4 separate regions of the Homo sapiens genome follow, and regions 2, 3 and 4 are each linked to region 1. A link is a contact called in ENCODE Hi-C or POLR2A ChIA-PET data. All regions are on one chromosome and are shown on one strand. Each heading gives the region's core, a stretch centred on a gene start or an enhancer-like site at or near the end of the contact. The rest is flanking DNA. Distances are from core to core; before and after follow the strand shown.

What was found. A loop is a pair of places that touch in the nucleus more often than their neighbours do. ChIA-PET counts read pairs that join two places held with the same protein, here RNA polymerase II (POLR2A). Pooled maps may share reads with other maps.
Region 2: a loop to region 1 is called in a map of CD4-positive, alpha-beta T cell, with 6 times the contacts of the local background. The contact joins the promoter of KCTD6 here to the promoter of APPL1 in region 1. A Hi-C loop is called at or near these places in 2 of 168 maps with a recorded cell type or tissue (CD4-positive, alpha-beta T cell and naive thymus-derived CD4-positive, alpha-beta T cell), 1 of 37 single-sample maps with no recorded cell type and 9 of 50 pooled maps.
Region 3: a map of CD8-positive, alpha-beta T cell shows a loop between it and region 1 (6-fold over the local background). The contact joins the promoter of HTD2 here to the promoter of APPL1 in region 1. A Hi-C loop is called at or near these places in 2 of 168 maps with a recorded cell type or tissue (CD8-positive, alpha-beta T cell and naive thymus-derived CD4-positive, alpha-beta T cell) and 12 of 50 pooled maps.
Region 4: a loop to region 1 is called in a map of CD8-positive, alpha-beta T cell, with 9 times the contacts of the local background. The contact joins the promoter of ABHD6 here to the promoter of APPL1 in region 1. A Hi-C loop is called at or near these places in 2 of 168 maps with a recorded cell type or tissue (CD4-positive, alpha-beta memory T cell and CD8-positive, alpha-beta T cell), 1 of 37 single-sample maps with no recorded cell type and 9 of 50 pooled maps. POLR2A ChIA-PET finds 5 or more read pairs at or near these places in 1 of 52 experiments (OCI-LY7).

Annotation. Positions count from the first base shown.
Region 1 is chr3:57,225,064-57,229,654 of GRCh38, forward strand. APPL1 (adaptor protein, phosphotyrosine interacting with PH domain and leucine zipper 1) reads left to right here and starts at 2,666. Exons shown (of 22, transcript NM_012096.3): 1 at 2,666-2,874. The coding sequence starts at 2,821. It also overlaps a transcript of HESX1 not described here. RefSeq lists a silencer at 2,464-3,123.
Region 2 is chr3:58,489,647-58,494,237 of GRCh38, forward strand. KCTD6 (potassium channel tetramerization domain containing 6) reads left to right here and starts at 2,450. Exons shown (of 3, transcript NM_001128214.2): 1 at 2,450-2,523. RefSeq lists a silencer at 2,101-2,750.
Region 3 is chr3:58,304,085-58,308,675 of GRCh38, forward strand. HTD2 (hydroxyacyl-thioester dehydratase type 2) reads left to right here and starts at 2,436. Exons shown (of 5, transcript NM_001348712.2): 1 at 2,436-2,567. It overlaps RPP14 (ribonuclease P/MRP subunit p14), which reads left to right and starts at 2,161. Exons shown (of 6, transcript NM_007042.6): 1 at 2,161-2,333. RefSeq lists enhancers at 1,947-2,026, 2,217-2,476, 2,597-2,726.
Region 4 is chr3:58,235,689-58,240,279 of GRCh38, forward strand. ABHD6 (abhydrolase domain containing 6, acylglycerol lipase) reads left to right here and starts at 2,104. Exons shown (of 10, transcript NM_001320126.2): 1 at 2,104-2,228. RefSeq lists an enhancer at 1,515-2,454 and silencers at 1,676-1,845, 1,856-2,345.

The DNA.
Region 1 (4,591 bases), core at 1,416-3,915:
GGCTTAAAATGAACTGAGTTTGGTTAACTGCACAAAACGTAGGCTGAATAAACTTAAAGTGGTTATCAAAAAGGACTATGAATTTTGCAGCTTTGGAGATGTTTTAACTTAGGAAATACAACCATATTTTTGGATGAGCAGGGTATACAGTGGCCTAAAGCTAGAGAATCCAAATGGAAGGTTAAAACTGGATTCTAGTACAAATAGGTTAAAACTAGATTTGACTAAACCTACCTCTCCATCCAACTGAATGTGAACCTGTTTTTGTTTGTTTTATTTTTTCATTTTTATTTATTTTTTGTTTTTGAGACAGAGTTTCGCTCTGTCGCCCAGGCTGGAGTGCAGTTTCGGCTCACTGCAACCTCCACCTCCCGGGTTCAAGCGATTCTCCTGCCTCAGCTTCCCAAAGAGCTGGAACTACAGGCGTGTGCCACCATGCCCAGCTAATTTTTGTATTTTTGGTAGAGACGGGGTTTCACCAGTTGGCCAGGATGGTCTCCATCTCTTGACCTCTTGATCCGCCTGCCTCAGCCTCCCAAAGTGCTGGGATTACAGGCGTGAGCCCCACCGCGCCCAGCCTGTTTTATTTTTTAACCAGCTGAGTCCGGCAAGAATTCCTTGCCATTCTGCGATAATGTAATGGCCTCTTGAGAGTCCTTTACAGAAACACAGTTTAGATGTACATAACATACTAAGAAGGAAACCATTTAACTTGACAATACCACACCCAGATAATTCAGATAACTAATCGAATTTTTCATCGGAATTATTTGGTTTGGCCAAGTTAATTAGGTAACAAATACTTTTCTTTTCTTTTCTTTTTTTTTTTTTTTTTGATACGTAGTCTTGCTCTGTCGCCCAGGCCGGAGCGCAGTGGTATGATCTCAGCTCACTGCACCTGGGCCTCCCGGCTTCAACTGAGTCTCCTGCCTCAGCCGCCTGAGTAGCTGGGACTACAGGCACGCCACCACGCCCGGCTAATTTTTGTATTGTTAGTAGAGACTGGGTTTCGCCATGTTGGGCAGGCTGGTCTTGAACTCCTGACCTCAGGTGATCCAGCTGCCACGGCCTCCCAAATTGCTGGGATTACAGGCGTGAGCCACAGCGCCAGGCCTTTTTTTTTTTCTTTCTTATACATTGTTTACACTCCTCACTTACTCCTGATTCTTAACAGTTGCCACAACCTTTCTTCATTTAAAATCTAACTCAGTTCAATCAGGAAGGTCACTTACCTTGAAAGTCTTCCTTCTTTAGAGCTGGGGTGCATGGTGTTCTTGTTGGCAGAGTAGAAATGAGATATCAAGGAAAAAGAAACTGTAACACAACTGGGAACCCTTAACTCATTGTAAGAACTGCCTCCAAATCAACTTCCTCAAAAACTAAAGAACTCTTCGGGAGAGAGAGACTGGCTGATAAACAATCTAAGGGGAAAACTTTTAAAGATTGTAACACTAAAAATAATTCCGTAAAACTACAATGCAAGTCTACTCAACAAAACTTTAAAAATATAATTTTATTTTTCTTTCAAGAGATCATGGGAAAATCTACTATTTTCGTTTAAAATATATAACTTCTATTTGTTACTATATTTGGATTTGAGCTACTACTATTCTGGATTTGTTCCCATGTATCTGTGGAACCAGGCAGCTAATTAATCTTTACTCAGCATCTCTGGTATTTCTTGAATGAAAATGGAATGGATTGGTGGAATTAATGGCTAGATGTTTAGAAGACACTACTTACTTTGTTATTTTCTCTGTATAATGATGAAAGCCTACAACTATACAGAGACATAAACGAGCCAGGGTGACAGGTTGGGAAAGATGAAGAGGGAGGAGGAAAGGATAGGCTTGTAGCCCTCATCCGGTCAAATTCCCAACTTTGAGCTTCACTTTATTGTAAAATTAGAGGCTAAAACTATTTAACGCTTCCAAAACTTTTTGATTCAACAAATGCCAATTAGTTACTAACATAATTAATCAGTGTATCCTGATTTTTAAAAGATATTTTCCTTTGTGATTTAAAAGAAACATGGGAGTTGGAGTTGCAGCGTCAGTCCTGAAGGACTGACCTCGGGAGGCCAGGTAGGAACTGATAAACTGGCAACAAAATCACATGTTTTCAACTGAATATACTGATATTCAAGCGTCCAGAAAAACAATTTCGAGCCTACGTTCACAAGTTTGCCAGAAAGCCCTATTATTGACACAGCTGCGGATCTCAGACATCTGAGTTAGTCAGCACCATTCTGCTGGAGGGGATTAAGACTGGACGCTTCGAGCGGAGTTGGGAATGTTATCATCTGAGGAAACTAAAAGGCGCCAGCAGTAGGACTTTCTCCAAGGTCTCTGACAAAATATGTTGCGGGAAAAGTCAACCCGCCCCAAATTCCCCCGTGTGGCCCTAACTCGAGGCTCTGGCTCCTCGCGCCGGCAAGCTGAGGAAGAGACGGTCCCCTGCGATTTAGATACAAACGCGCGCGTGCAGGGAAGGCCATCCCAGGGCAGACACTGCCACCTCCGCCGCTTCCGACGCCCGCGCTCGCGGGAGAGCCTAGCGCCGCACGGGAACCTCCCGACCACCGCCGCAGCGCGGATGGGCGTCCCCGGGAGCCAATGGACGCGCCGGGAGGCGGGGCAGGGAGGCCGAGGGGGCGGGATTTCCCGCACGGCCGCTCGGCGCCTGGAGAAGGCTGTGCGGGCGGGGACGGCTGCAGCCCTTGCCGGAGAGGGCGGGCCGGGGTCAGCTGCGGCGGGCGGGCCGGCGCGGGGAGCTGTGGGCGGCAGCTGCGTCTCCTGCCACCGCCCTCCCTCCGCCACGATGCCGGGGATCGACAAGCTGCCCATCGAGGAGACGCTGGAGGACAGCCCGCAGGTGAGGCGCGGGAGCTGGTGGGCGACGAGGGAGAGCCCAGCTGGCCGACCCCAGGTCTGGCGCCTCCGCGGCTCCCGCAGGTGCCCGCCCCGGCCCAGGTGGGGGCCGCCGCCGCCCTAGGTCACCGCCCGTCGCAGGCCGCGCCCGGAGTTGTGGAGGCTGGGCCCGCCGCCCAAGGCCCGCGTGGGCCTGCTCGGCTGGGCCGAGGGCCGCAGGCGGAGACCGAGCCGCTGGTGCTCGTGGGCCGGGCGGTCACGTACGCGCGCGGGTCCTTTTTATTTGACGAAAGGCGCCGTTTTTATCGCGGTGATGTGAGGTGCCAAATCTCGATCCTGGAATTTTCTCCCTGAGAACCTCTTCAGAAAAATTGCAGAAGGGAGAGAAACCCCGATAGTCTTATTTAATGATTTCCGAGGCTCAGCAAGCTAAGGAAGGAAATGGATCGTTTTTCTTTGGGAGAGGCTGTAAGGTTGTGTGTGGAGCCCTAATGGCAAAGCCCGTGACGGGTCCCGGAGCCCAAGACCGCTCTCCCCGCCGAATGTGCCCGTGTCGCGGCCGTGACTGTGGTCGCTGTCACTCGAGCTGTGCACGGCGAGGGATGGACGGTGCCTTCGCCGCTCCGCGACTGCTGCGCTGCTCCCTGCAGACTTGGCCTTAATAAACTCATCAAAATAAAAGCCCTGTGTTCTGTGCGTCGGAATGATGCTGATGTGGTTGCTCTAGCTTAAGACAGTTTTGGAAAATGTAACCATTTAATATGTTTTCAGTACTGCAGAATGAAAGCAGCTATATTTTTTAAAATGTTGGCAGGGGCTGTAACTTGCATAGGGAAAACTTCATCTCTAAGCCGTTTTACACGATAATTTAAACGGTTTAAGACGGTGTTGCTGGTTGGACACTATTTAGAATGAAACATTTCTGAATTGTTGCTGATTTAGAAATGCAGTTGCACCATTTCGTGTGTCTTTACAGTTGAACATGGCCCCCAAAGAAGAAAAGCAGAAGAGGTCTAGATCTCCTTTTCCTGGATGGCACTTCTGCCATGGATTTTGTGCCAATGTTAATTGCCAAGTTGAAATGGGGCTCTGATTGTAGAATTGATTTGTTCTTTTTTATTCTGAAAGTTATCTTCACAGGCCAGTTGCCTGCTGCTAATGTACTCTTAACAGCTGATAGTGACAAAAAGAGAAACTCACATTTGGTTTATCTTGACTGCCAGTATACTCGGTTCAATTTTTTTCTTGATGATTTCTCCATATAAAGTTATAAACTGTATTTGTTTCAGATGATTTGCAAAAAGTTTGTGGAATTGGTCAGGTGTACTTTGTCATTTTACTTTTTATTATGTAAGATTCAACAGGTTGCCTTACCTTTCTTCTCTTACTTGGCTTTTTTTTTTAATAGCCCATAAAGACTATAAACGGCTCAGAATGGATTGCACACTGCCCTGGAAATGACTTGTGAGGCAGAGATAAACTCTTGACTCATCTAATGTCTTGAGGTTTTTGCCAGATTAGTTTACAACTTAAGAATTGTGGTTTTTTTTTTTCTTTACAAGCATGCATCATACTAGTGTCCGTTTTACAATATATTTGTTTGTTTTTTGAGATGGGGATCTTGCTATGTTTCCCAGTCTGGAGAGCAATGGCTGTTCACAGACACTATCGTAGTGCACTGTGTCCTGGAACACCTATGCTGAAGTGATCCTCCTGCCTCA
Region 2 (4,591 bases), core at 1,200-3,699, 1.3 Mb after region 1:
CAGCAAATGGAATCTAGCGGTATACTGAAAAAATAATACATCATGACGTGTGAAATTCCTTGAATAAAAATGCATTGACTTAAAAAAATACATTATCAAGGCGAGTTTATCCCGGGAATACATGGATGGTTTAATATAGTAAGATCCATGGTTGTAATTCATTACATTGCAATGGGGGGAATCTCACATTGATAAAATTCAGCACCCATTCATAGTAAAGAAGAATAGTGCTTCCTTACCCTGATAAAGAATATCTATCAAAAAATCCACAACAAACACTATAGTTAATGGTGATATGTTACAAGCAGTCAAGAACAGGATAAAAATGCCCATTACCATCACTGCTCTTCAACATTGTGTGAGAGAATTTAGTCAGCACAGTACAGCAAGAAAAAGGAAAAAAAGGACAGGAAGATACCACACTGTTATGACTTGCAGACTCTATGATTATTTGCACAGCGAATTCAAGAGAACCTACAAACTTATTAGAACTGAAAGAGTTCACTTTTGCTGAATATAAGATTATATAAAACCCAACTGCATTTCAATAGCCATCTATCAATTATAAAATACAAAAGTGAAAGTACAATTAGCACTAGTTATAAAAATTTTAAGATAGGAGGGACTAGGTCTGACAAAATCACCAACAAAATTAATCCATCAGTTTTTATATGGGGAAATAGAAGCCCTGAGAGGGGAAATGACTCTTTCAAGGATACCCAGTAAATCAGAGGCAATTCTGGGTTTTCAGTGGCACCAAATTCTGGAGATCTGAGTATTGGGTAATTTTGGTATTGTCCTTCTATTAAAAAACAACAAAACCCAGTGGGGTGGGGAGGAGTGGGGGGCAAAAAAAAAAAAAAAGAAAAACCAAACCAAAACTCATTGTATTTTTCTGATTATAAATTCAATATTTATGTGTTCTGATTATAAATTCAATATTCATGAAAATTCAGAAGAACGTTATGAAGTAATGCCATTAACATTCCCATACTGTTATCTTGAACACGATGGTCAATGGTTTGATGTATTTCCTTCAAAATTTTTGTCTGTATATATTTATGTTTTTAAAAATAAAATCAGGATATCATGTGTACTAGTTTGTGTATTGATCATTTTCACACACATTTCCCTGTATTCTCACCTAGTCTTTGTGAATTTGATAATGTAGCACTCAGTTATGTTGATGAAGCATATGTCATTTATTTAACCTATCAATTTGAGCTTTTGGAGACAAATCAAGTATCAGATATAACTGTGATGATCATGCTGATACAATTTCAACCCCAGAGCTAGCTCACACACATGCAGACGTGAAACCCAAGTGAGTTTCTAAGGCCAGTGGTTATTCTGGTGGAGAAGGTTAAACCCAGCATCAGGTAACTGGTCCCACCGGAAGGGGACAGTGGCCTGGCTAGCAGGAAGTGAATGGACTTGGAACGAGTGGACGGATGGAGACCAATTAGCCCTGAGGCGTTAGGTGCTGCCCATCCTCTGCAGCCTTGGCTTCCTTCCTGGTGAAGTGGGGACAATACCAGCGCCAGTCTCATCTAGGGTCGAGCTCCTCCAGGCCCCAGAGCCTTTGCATGGGTCGTTTTGTCTGCTGAAGGTAGCTCTGCCCTTCTCTCCACCTGGCTGCCCGTGTTGCTGAGCTTCTGGGCCCAGCAGCCCTTTGCTGTCTTGCCCGTCAGGCCGGACCAGACCGTCTTGCCCCGGTGGCCCCGGGGGCTTCTTCACAGGCCTCATCGCAGGGTTGTCTCCCCAATGCAGGGCAGGCAGGAGGAGCTCTGGCCGCAGGTCGGGGTCCAGGTCTTCCTCGGCCACTGCGTTTGGAGCAGGGGCTCCCTTCCCTTCTTCTCCATCTAAGTCCTCTAATCATGTCCCTCCCAACACTTACGGCCATAACTTGTCATTATTTTGTCTATTAGCTGTTTCCTTGAGTCTTGTCTGTCTTCTCCTTTGATTAGGACCCGCCTCCGTCTTGGTGGCCGCTGTATCTCCTAAACCCCCAGGCCTGAGATATAGTGGGGGGCCCATACAAGTTCGTGAAATGACTAAGGAGAAACAGCTGTGGAGGCACCACCCCTGAGGACGCAGTGGGCCTGGGGTTGGGCGGACCCCAGGCTGCGGGCGGAGGCGGGACGTAGGGGCGGGGTTTCGGGGCTTCGGAGCGGAGCCTAAGGGGCGGGACTGGGGCTTCGGGGCGGGGCTTCGGGGCTGCGGTCGTGTGGTCTTGACCGCGCGGCTCCGACTGCGCTGGCTGAGTTCCTCAGGCCGCCCGCTCTCTGGCTTCCAGCCCGCGCTGCCGTTAGGGGGCGCCCGCGCTCGTGGCGCCGCGGCTCTGCTGGGAAGGCGCCGCCCGCGCCGGGCAGCTGGAGCCGCAACTCCGGGCGCGGGCTCAGTCGTCCCCTCTGCCGCCGCCGCCGCCGCCGTCGCCGGGCGCGGGCTCGCTTGTCCCCGCGCTCGCGCTCTCCGGCCGCGGGCATCTCCCGGCCCGGCCGCAGCAGCCGCCGCCGCCGCGCAGTGAGTGGGGCTGGCGCGGGGCTTGCGGGGCCGGGGTTTGGGAGGGCCGGGTTTCAGGAGACGTCTGCGCCGAGCGGCCAGGGGAGCGGGGCTGAGGAGGATCTGGGCGGGGGCTCCTGGAACGGGGCGGCGGCGGGGCCGCGTTGAGGGGACCGCGCGTCCCGGGCTGGCACGAGCCAGCAGCGGAGGTGCCCGCGGCGGGGCCTGGGCGGGGGTTCCGGGGCCCGCCCGGCGGGGATGCGCGGTTTCTGCGGGCCCGGGTTCGGAGCCCCGCGGCGCGCCCCTCGTCCGGGCCCGGAGCATCGCCCGCCCTACCCCTGGCCGGGTCGGGTTGCGGGGGCTTCGCTGGCGGGGCAGCAGCGAAGGGCGGCCCGGACGGAGATATTTGGGGTGTGCTCGAAAATGATTGTTTTTGGGAGATGGCGCTTATTAGCCACCAATTGCCCTAGTTTAAAGCTTGAGGCAGGACTCAAAACCCTGCCTTTGGGATTTTCTGCCCTGAAGAGACTCTCAGATCGCAGCTGAGTTCTTTATGCCTAGATTTGTGTGTGTGTGGTGGCGTTTTTAATGCTTGATGTCAGAGGTGATAAATGGCCATGGTAATGGGGAGCCCTGGCAGCACCTGCTGGGCTGACAGTGGTGGAGGCTGTGTCTGGGGGTGGGACGGGGAAATGAAACGTGACAGAGATCCTGTTTGGATATTCTGCCGAAGTTACCATGTTTCTGTTCAAGTATACCAGTTCTAGAACAAGTTGATGGATCCAATTTTAGGACTTTGTGATAGAAGAGGTTTGGGTGGCAAAGTGACCTGGGATGACCCGGCTCGGCTAAGAATATTTGGGGTAGCCTAAGTATCTCTTCTATATCCCCCTGGCATGTTCTTTTTTTCGCTGTCACAAATGCCCTATTACTTGAATCATCCTGGGATAGGAGAGAAGCTTGGGGACAGCATGTAGCACAGTCCTGAGCCCAAGATTGAGATGTTTTCAAATGAACGAATATGTAGCTAGGAAAAGGAAAATGTGTTTGTCAGCAGGGTTGGTAGGTTGAGAGTATTTTCTCTTTGGCCGAAACCATCAGTCCATACTGATACTTGATTTTGTGCTATGCCTTAGATATGAACGATGGAGTGGTCAGGATAGCCATGGATGCCATTCCAAAGTTTTGTGATTTGAATTTTCATAAATCATATTTTAACCAAAGCATTACTACTTAAAGGAATCTTAGGGTGAACCCTATGAATCCTTCAGTGCGCTTGGATTTTGATATTTGGGGTCCATTTAAAATGGAGTACCTGTATGTATTTGGATTCAGCTTTAACTTGGAGATAATCCCGAGTCATGCTTTAAAGAAGTTCCTTCTGAGATCAGGAGCTCAGGTGTTTGGTGAACTCTGGGAAAACTAGACACTCCCCTTTACCTGTATATAGTTCTCCCTTCTGGAGCTCTGGGAAAAGGAGGACCTGGGGAGATTTGAAGCAAATTAAGAGGCTGCCTCCTCCATATTTGCCGTCTCCAGGCCAATGCTCTAAATTACTTGTGTTCACACTCAAGTTTCTCATGTTAACCTAGAAATTTTGTTTATGCTGCTGCCACTAATGTTTTCACATTTGTCTAATACTTGCTAGTTTACAGATGGTTTTATATTCATGATCTCCCTTATTTTCTCCATTTCCCCAAAGAAGAAGCTGGGCATAAAGAGTGATTTTCTCAGGGTCTCATAATCAGTAACGGAGCAGAATTCAACTACAGGACCTCCCTGGGAACCTGTTCTCTTTCCTTGTCCTGATGTGTTACTCTTATAGGCCAATTTTTGCCTTTGTGTTGTGCCTAAATGGTGTAATTACCCCGTTTTGGGAAGGTGGTATTATCCCGTTTTATCTTGCGGAAACTGAGGGTTAAGAGGAATGTTATGATTTTGTGACTATTTGTGACAGCTTTTTAATATTAGGTCACTTTTAAACCTATAGCTTCTCTCTTCTAGACCACATGGTTGAGAAAGGAGAAAGAGAAAATGATTACTTGTAGAGAAAAATCCATTTCTGCAGTGGTATGGTTAAGGATAATCT
Region 3 (4,591 bases), core at 1,186-3,685, 1.1 Mb after region 1:
TTATACCATCAACTCTTTTTCCCTCAACTCTGTGAGGTAGATGCTAATAATCTCTCCATGTGACAGATGAGGGAGGTAGGTAAGTGGCAGAGGATGCATTTGAAGCAAGTTCTGGCAGCTTCTGAAATCAAGCTTTTTTGAGAAAGATAATACTTGGGTCTGTGGGGTCTGTGTTTGCTTTCTCCACCTCTTCCCACATCTGGAACAAGCCCTGTCTCCTCTGAAGGAAGAAGAAAGTAGGAACCACAGAACTGGAGAGCATGGCCAAGGTTGAGGACTGAAGCTTCTGGAAACAACACAGTGGGATTTTGAGAAAATAATTGAGGAAGGAGATCCCCGCTGACTCAACTGTCCTGTGCAAGGCAACCCTTTGCCCCCCAACCCAAGCAAAACCAGCACATCCATTTATGAACAAATGCCTTCAGTAAATAGATGTTGGGTCACCATTGGGTACCAGGAACTGGGATGCAGTGGTGAGAAACACAGACAAGGCCCCATCCTCATGGGGGTTACACTAAAGTTTCCCTTCCCACTGCAGCCCCTCAATTGGTGGTAATACAGTGCAGTATGGAGAGCACTGGCTAGAATCAGACAGCCCATGCCACTGCTTATAACTGTGATCTTGAGCAAATAACTTAGCCTCTCTGTGCCTCAGTTTCTTTTCCTGTTGCCAGGCTAGAGTGCAGTGGTGTGATCTCGGCTTACTGCAACCTCTACCTCCCAGGTTCAAGCAATTCTCCTGCTTCAGCCTCCCGAGTAACTGGGATTACAGGTGTGCACCACCGTGCCCAGCTAATTTTTGTATTTTCAGTAGAGATGGGGGTCTCACCATGCTGGCCAGGCTGGTCTCGAATTCCTGGCCTCAAGTGATCTGCCCGCCTCAGCCTCCCAAAGTGCTGGAATTACAGGCATGAGCCACTGCGCCTGGCCTGTGCCTCAGTTTCTACCTCTAAAATGGTGATGATCATAGTAATAGCCATCTCAGGATTGTGTGAGGGTTCCATGAGATGACATATGTAAAATATTTTGCATAGTGCCTAGCACAAAGTAAGTCTTTACTTTGTGGGTCTTTCCAGGACGGCCTAGATAGAACACCTACTATGTGCTGGGAGTCACAAGGGACACTGAGAGTGGGTCCTATCTTTGGGGAGTGCTTGACATAGGAGATCTTGAGGAGAGGAGATGCTAGATATAATTTTGTAGGCTGGGCGCGGTGGCTCACGTCTGTAATCCCAACACTTTGGGAGGCGAGGTGGGTGGATTGCCTGAAGTCAGGAGTTTGAGACCTGCTTGGCTAACATAGTGAAACCCTGTCTCTACTAAAAATACAAAAATTAGGCCAGGCGCGGTGGCTCACGCCTGTAATCCCAACACTTTGGGAGGCCGAGGTGGACAGATCACGAGGTCAAGAGATTGAGACCATGCTGGCCAACATGGTGAAACCTCGTCTCGACTAAAAATACAAAAATTAGCTGGGCATGGTGGTGCATGCCTGTAGTCCCAGCTACTTGGGAGGCTGAGGCAGAAGAATCACTTGAAGGGAGGCGGAGGGTGCAGTGAGCCAAGATGGCGCCACTGCACTCCAGCCTGGGCGACAGAGCGAGACTCCATCTCAATAAATAAATTATAATATAATGAAAAAAATGTGTAGAATGACTCGGGCGCAGTTGCTCACGTCTGTAATCCCAGCACTTTGGGAGGCCAAGGTGGGCAGATCACTTGAGGCGAGGAGTTCGAGACCAGCCTGGCCAACATGGTGAAACCCCGTCTCTACTAAAAATACAAAAATTAGCCAGGCATGGTGGAGCATACCTGTAGTCCTAGCTACTCAGGAGGCTGAGGTGGGAGAATCGCTTGAGCCCTGGAGGCGGAGGTAGCAGTAAGCCAGATCGCGCCAGTGCACTCCAGCCTGGGCGACAGAGTGAAACTGTCTCAAAAAAACAACGAAAAAATTGTTGAATGAATGAATGAATGCATGAAGAAATGGATAACTATGAAGCACCGTCCAAGGCGGAAAAAACCCGCCCTAAACCGCACCCCAAGCAAATTGCACACACGGCTTTCCCGGAGTGGACACCAGAGGGCGCTGAGCTCGGCCGCTCTCAGCTCCGGATCAGGATTCGCGCCTGGGTCCTTAGGACGACGCCGCGTGGTGACGTCATATCCGCCTGGGCGTCACGCTTCGTGGGGCGGGACGAGGAGAAGCCAAACGTAAAGACACCAGGAGTTTCTCGGGCCCAGCTGTGGCTGCTGCCGGGGAGCCCCAAGCCTTGGCGGGTCCTTGCGGCGAATAGGAGTCTGGTCAGGCGTCAGGCTAGTCCGACGAAGAGTGGGTAGGTGGAAGCCTTCCAAAGAGCGGCGGTTGTCTGGGAGCCGTCTCAGTTGGCCGCGACCCGGGCGCATGCGCGGGGCGGGCGGTGCGCCTTGGGTAGCTTGTCCTCTCCGACCCCGGGCGCTGAGGGCCTCTGTACGGCGCCGCGTAGGGTCTCGGCCGCAGAACGTGGCCGAGAGGCCCGGGCGAGACTTCGGGACCGTGTCCTGAGCGCTCTCCATGCGCCCGGCGCGAGGTGAGCGCTAAATAGTGGTTGTTGAAAAATATTGAAAGCCACCCAAGTGCTCAGCAGTAAGGATATTGAGCTTTTTAAAGTGATTGATTTAGTCCAAAAATTGTACGTCGCACGCCCACTGTGCACGACCCAGTGTTTTAGGGCCTTGGGAAACAGCAGTGAACAAGATAGCAAGATTCTTGGAGTGGACTTTTGTTGGGGTGGGGAGGGGAAGTACAGATAAAGATAAACGAGTTACATAATTGTCATAGAAAAAGGCAAATGCTACGAAGAAGAAAGCAGGGACGGGGCATGGGGGTGGGGTGCGGTGTTAGCCGAGAAGGGCACTGGGCCAACCCGATTGAGATTTGAGCTAAGCCAGGAAGGGGGCAAGGGTGTGAGTCCGGTGGCTGCCTGGAGGAAGATCTTTCCCAGCATGGGGAAAAGCTAGAGCCGAGGCCCAGCGGTGGGAGCGAGACTGGCGCGTGAGAAAGAGCTAGGCTAGGCCTGTGTGGTGGCGGGGATTGAGCGGAGGGAGAATGGCAGGACATGAAGTCAGAGGTGTAGAGGGAGCAGTCCTGCAGGTGAGGCAGAGCCTTGCAGGCTGCTCTAAGGACTTTGGCCTTACTCTGGATAAAACGGGAACCATAGCAAGATTTTGAGCAGAGGAATGATGTAGCTTGAGTAGATGTTAATAGACTCACTGGCCGCCGTAGGGATGGAGAAGCGGGGGAGTAGGGAGAATCAGATTTATTACTAATAGGTCAGATTAGGAGCATCCCTGCGCAGCCACTAAAAAAGGCTGACTCTAGGCCGGGCGCGGTGGCTCATGCCTGTAATCCCAGCACTTTGAGGGGGCCGAGGTCGGCGGATCACTTGACGCCAGGAGTTCGAGACCAGCCTGGGCCAACATGGCGAAACCCCATTTGTACTAAAAATACAAAAGTTAGCTGGGCGTGATGACGTACGCCTGTAATCCCAGCTACTCAGGAGACTGAGGAGCGAGAATTGCTTCGACCCAAAGCACTCCAGCCTGGGCGACAGAGTGAGACTCCATCTCAAAACAAACAACAAGACTGACTTTAAAGATGACGATGACAGTAACTTCGTGAGCCCACATCTGTGGAGAGCCTGGTGAATATATTTAATACCAGTCTGTACAAAATAATTTCCCAGGTATCCTCTCCTTTAATGTCAGAACAGCCTGCAGAGGGCAGTGCTGTCATTTGTAAGTCTTTTTTTTTTTTTTTAATTGCAAAAAATACGTGACATAAAATTTATCGTAAGTAGCATTGAGTACATTCACAACGCTGTGCAGCCATCACCACTGTCCATCTCGTGAATGTTGTGTAAGTCTTCGTTTTACTGGCATCTAAGCCCTGGGTCTAATTTCACTCCCCTATTTTAGGCAGCCAGCTCCATCAAGGCAGTAACACTAAAAAACATTTATGTGCCAAGCAATGAAAGAAACAGATGAGGTTTCTTGTTCTCCCTGCCCTTCTAGTTAGGGGAGACTCTAGTGACTGGGAAAGAAGCATCAGGTAACTATTTCCGCTGTCCTGAAACCAAGGATTCTTTTGAATATATAGGCCTATACCACTATCACTTTTCTCTCATTTGAATACCTACTTTGTGTCATAGTATTACAGTATTTTTTGTTTGTTTGTTTTGGAGACAGGGTCATGCTCTGTCACCCAGGCTGGAGTGCAGTGGTACAATCACAGTGCACTGTATCCTTAACCTCCCAGACTCAAGCTATCCTCCCACCTCAGCCCCTGGAGTAGCTGGGACTACAGGCACACACTACCATGCCTGGTTAATTTAAGTTTTTTTGTTTTTTTTTTTAGTGACAGGGTCTCACTATGTTTCCCAGGCTGGTCTCAAACTCCTGGCCTCCCAAACTGTTGAGATTACAGGCATGAGCACCACGCCAGGCCCCAAAGTATTAATGTTTGTTGAATGGATTGGTAGATGTAGCTCCTTGACCCTGACTTCTTTTCTCCAGAGGTCATCATCTGGGAGTGGTTGGAACTGGGTCTAACCCA
Region 4 (4,591 bases), core at 854-3,353, 1.0 Mb after region 1:
GAGATAAGTCACCCAGAATGTGACTCCCACATGGGGCTCAAAAAGGTGTTTCTAAATATAAAACTCTGAGGGAAAAAAACCCTCGGGATATAGAAATTCCAGGCCCTTGGAGACGCCCAGGGTCACAGGCTGTGAGTTAAATAAAAAACCCACCAAACTGATGAACTACCCATTTTTAAGGTTTTGGAGAGGGAAAATTAAAAGACTAAGGAGCAATTGTTTTAAACTTTATACCAGGTGTATTGATGGCTTCTAGGCTGGGGCCTTCCAGGAAGTCATTCATCAATTTCATTGTCTATTTATTCACCCCCTGGACTCCTGTTTTGGTGAATGTTCCTGAGTCCAAGATGCTAATCCAATAGGTGGCCAGTAGTGACTGAAGGACATTTAATCCCCACATTTTGTGCTATCTCTGTGGACCTGCTCTGGGGATGTTGGTGGACTGCTGGCTTGGAAAGGTTCTGCTTCAGCCGTAAGGAGAGATAAAGCCAGAGAGGTGGGACTGAGCAACCCGCTGTTTGGTGAATAAATTGCCACTGAAACTCGGGGGCCATTCCCTGAAGTGAATCACATGCAGCCATTGAAGTCTAAGTGATAAGGCAGCCAACAATTTAAAGGAAAATGCTCCAGCCCAAGCCAGGGGGACTGTCCCAAACTCCGGATGAATTCCAGCTGCCCTGCAGAGCAGGGTTTACAGGCATGGGGATCACTAGTGGCTTCAGAGATGCCCCTTTGCCACTTCTCCGGGACTTCTTGACTGTGTCCTATTCTTAAAACCCAGGACCTGCACCACTCAGCCAGGCTCCACCAGCGTGGAGGCCTTGGCAGGCTGAGGCCCAAAGGCTGCCTTTGTGGGGGATTTAAACGGCCAAGAGAGTCTTGCTGAGCCCTGGCCCCTTGACGTCTGGAGTGGCAGGCCAAGCACTCAGTGCAGCAGGAAGATCTGGGTGCCACTAAGGCCCCTAACAGGTGTAGTAAATATCTGTTAAATGAACGAATACATGTTTTGATGAAAGAAGCCCACAGTGCAGTGTGAGCCCAAAGGGGTCTTACTGAAGGCTTCCTGGAGGAAGTGGCAGCTAAACTGAGACATGGAAAACACGGAAGAGTAGCCAGGCCAAGCTGGGGTTTAACTGTCCCTAAAAGAAAGAAACGACCATAGCAGGGGTTTAACCAGAGGTGGCCGAAGGCCTTTCCAGGTGCCCATTTCTCCCGTATAGCTTTGGAGTCAGACGATCCTCGGTTGGAATTCCCAGTTCAGTCCTTACAGTCTGACGTCCCGCACAACCCGACGCCGGCAACTGTCTCCAAACACCCGAGAGCCAGGGCGGGAGCATGAGCGCCTACGGTGTTCCTTGGGGTGGAGCCCTCGCAGTGTCCAGAGGATTTGGGGGCTCCTGCGCCCCCATTTCTCCCATTTCCTGGACTATCCAGGGCAAGCCCCTCACCTCCCTGAGCCTCGGTGTCTTCTGAGAAAAGAAGTCGACCCCAGTGCCTACCTCATAGGATTACGTGAGACAACCGATGTCAAGCAGTGTTGCTTTGCTGCCTGAGAACCCCTGCCTGTCCCTTTCTCTCTGATGCCCTTCGGGGCAGAGATCCAGAGATCCTGCCTGAGTCACTTTGGCGGGTTTAATGCCCAGCCGCGCCAGGCACACAGTAGGTGCTCAGTAAGTGAAACAGTGCCGGGAAGAATTCGGGCCGGGGATGTGGAACTGTGTGTGGCTCTGCGGGCTCAGAGGCCCTCCCCGCGCCCCGCCACCGTGTGCGTTCCGGGGCGGGGCGGGGCGGGGGCGGGGGCGGGGGCGGGGGCGGGACCGGGCGCTCGGGCTCCGCCCCCGGTACCTCTGTAGGCGATCCTGCTCTCGCCGTGGCTTTCGGGTGCTAGGAGACAGTTGCCGGCGTTGGGTTGTGCGAGACGCTAACTGTACCCTCCGGGTTTAACGCTGTGAGGCAGCGCGCGGAGGAACTGGGGATAAGCGCCCCGGAGCCCCCAAACAGAGCGCGGCCGCTGGGGGACAGCGCGCGGCGCCGGGTCGGGGCGGGGCGGCTTTTCTGTCGGAGGACGCGAACCGGCACGCTGCGCCTTTAAGGAGTCCAGCTGGGCTGGGCGCCGGAGCTGGGAGCGGCGCGGGTAGGAGCCCGGCGGCAGGTCCCAGCCCGGGGCTAGAGACCGAGGGCCGGGGTCCGGGCCCGGCGGCGGGACCCAGGCGGTTGAGGCTGGTCAGGTGAGCGGAGGCGGGCGGGCGGGCGGTGGTGCGCTCCTAGGGGGATGGGGCGCCCTGATGGCCCCGTGACCTCTCCCCCAGTGTCTCCCTGCAGCGGCGCATCGAGTGGAAAGAGTCGGCGATCTGCACTTGCCTTTCCACTCCGCTCCCCGCGCGGGCGCTGCCCCCACCTCCCGCTGCCTGGATAGGTTTGAGATGCCCGAAACCCGGCGCCCCATTTCCTGGGTCCAGCCAGCCTCTTGAAGCCGGGGGACAGAGTGAGGACGGGTCGGGACCTGCACCCTCTTTCTACTTCGCCTCCCCACCCCCTGCGCCCGCAGCAGCCCTTAGGCGCCCCTCGCAGTGCCGAGAGGATTTTGGGGTCCTGCAGCCCTGTTTCCCCCATTTCCTGGAGAAGGACTGCAGCTCGCCCACCCAGATAGCATCTTGCTCCGTGTCACGCGCCGCCTCCGCGCCGTCCCCAAGATCTCGCTCCGCTACTCCCCTCCCCCAGCAGCCTTTCAGCTTCCCTTTCCCCAGCCTGCCCCGGCTCCCGTGCCCTTGCGCCCCTTCCGTGTCGAAACACTTGAATCAGGATGCTGTCCAGCCAGGTACCCGCCGGCAACTTGCGGTCCCCCGCCTACAGCGACACAGGTTTCACGGCTGCCTTAGAAATGCGGATTGTGTAACGCCGGCTGCAGGGCAGTGCACGTGCAGGGTTTGCGCCCCTGAGCCCACAGCGAGGCCAGGTGACAGAGTGAGGCATGGGGGAGTGGGGGAAGAGGAGGATGCCAGAGGGTCTAGATACTGTGCATGCAGAGAATATGTATTTTGAGCCCTTTGTATGCCCCAGGAGCTGGGTGGTTAGGAAGAGGAAATAAAGTGGGGGTCTTACTCCAGCTGGGACCTGGAGGCCCTCATTTATCTCGCCGCCCCCCTCCCCGCTGCTCCCGCCTGCTCAGAAATCCCTAGTGGCTCCACCTGGCTAAGAGTTTAAAGTAGTTTATAATGAATAATAGCTGACATAGAATAAGCAAATCTTGTGTGCCAGGCCCTGTCCTAAGCCCCTTAAAAGAATTACCTGCCATACTTTCCCCAACAGCCCCTTGAGGTAGGTACCACCGCTGTGCCCATTCCTGAGAGCAGGAATATGAGGCTTCCAGAGGTGGTACCTTCCCAAGACACGAAGTGAGTCTGGCCTCAGAACCACCCCCTTCCCCCAACCGCCCCCCCAACCCGACCTCGAACCACTAGACTTTTTACCCAATTTCAACAAATTCTTATCAAGAACATTGTTATAATATAGGAAATTAGAAATAACAGAAATTAATCACCTGTGTTTCTAGCACTAATTTGTTTTTCTCAGACCAGCAAGGGCCTCTCAGCTTCTGGTAATAGTACCCACTTTAAAGGGTAGTGGCAATATTTAGATAAAATAATGCACAGGGCCCAGCATGTTTTAAGCACTCAGAAAGCAGCAGCTGTTATTATGAAGAGTGGTAGTTGACCACTACCTTGAATTACTGGAAAAAAATAATTAATAAATGGCTCACACTGACTCTACAGAAATTAACCATTTTGTGTGCTCAGAAAGGCCTATGAGACTTTCTCTATTTTCATCTTTTTATTATTTTTATTATTTTGCCTTTTCGACACATTCTGTGGCTTTCGTCAACTCCAAATTATCCATTGTCTTTGTAGTTAGAGACAGAAGTGCCCTTCTGGTTTTTTTAGCTTTTAAAATGTGTGACCTTTGATTCTGTGAGCATCTGCAAACCTAGAGTAAAAGATGGGAATGCAGTTTGTGCAACTGGGAAGTAATTCTGAAACTTGATATGAGAAAAAAATTGTCCTTAGAGGTGATCCTGGTTTGCAGTATGCGTTGGGTGAGGTCTATCCTGGGGGCGAGAAGTTAGACTCAAAGATTATCTTTGGGTTTGGAGGGAAGAAAGGCAAGCATGAATGTTTTGTCTCGGTGTGGTGGGCTCACACCTCAAAGTGGCCAGCACTTTGAGAGGCCAAGGCAAGAGGATCACCTGAACCCAGGAGTTCAAGACTAGCCTGGGCAACATGGTGAAACCCCATCTCTACCAAAAAAAAAAAAAAATTAGCTGGGAGTGGTGTTGCGTACCTGTAGTCCCGGCTACTTGGGAGGCTGGGGTGGGAGGATTGCTTGAGCCTGGGAGGTCAAGGCTGCAGTGAGCTGAGATTGCTCCACTGCACTCCAGCCTAGGTGAAAAAGTAAGACCCAGTCTCAAAAAATAAAATAAATAAATAAAGAATGAGTGTTTATCCTAGTAGGCTAGCTAAGATTGGAAATCAGCTTCACTATGTCATATTCTTTAAAAAAATTTTTTTTTTTAGAGATGAAGTCTCACTGTGTT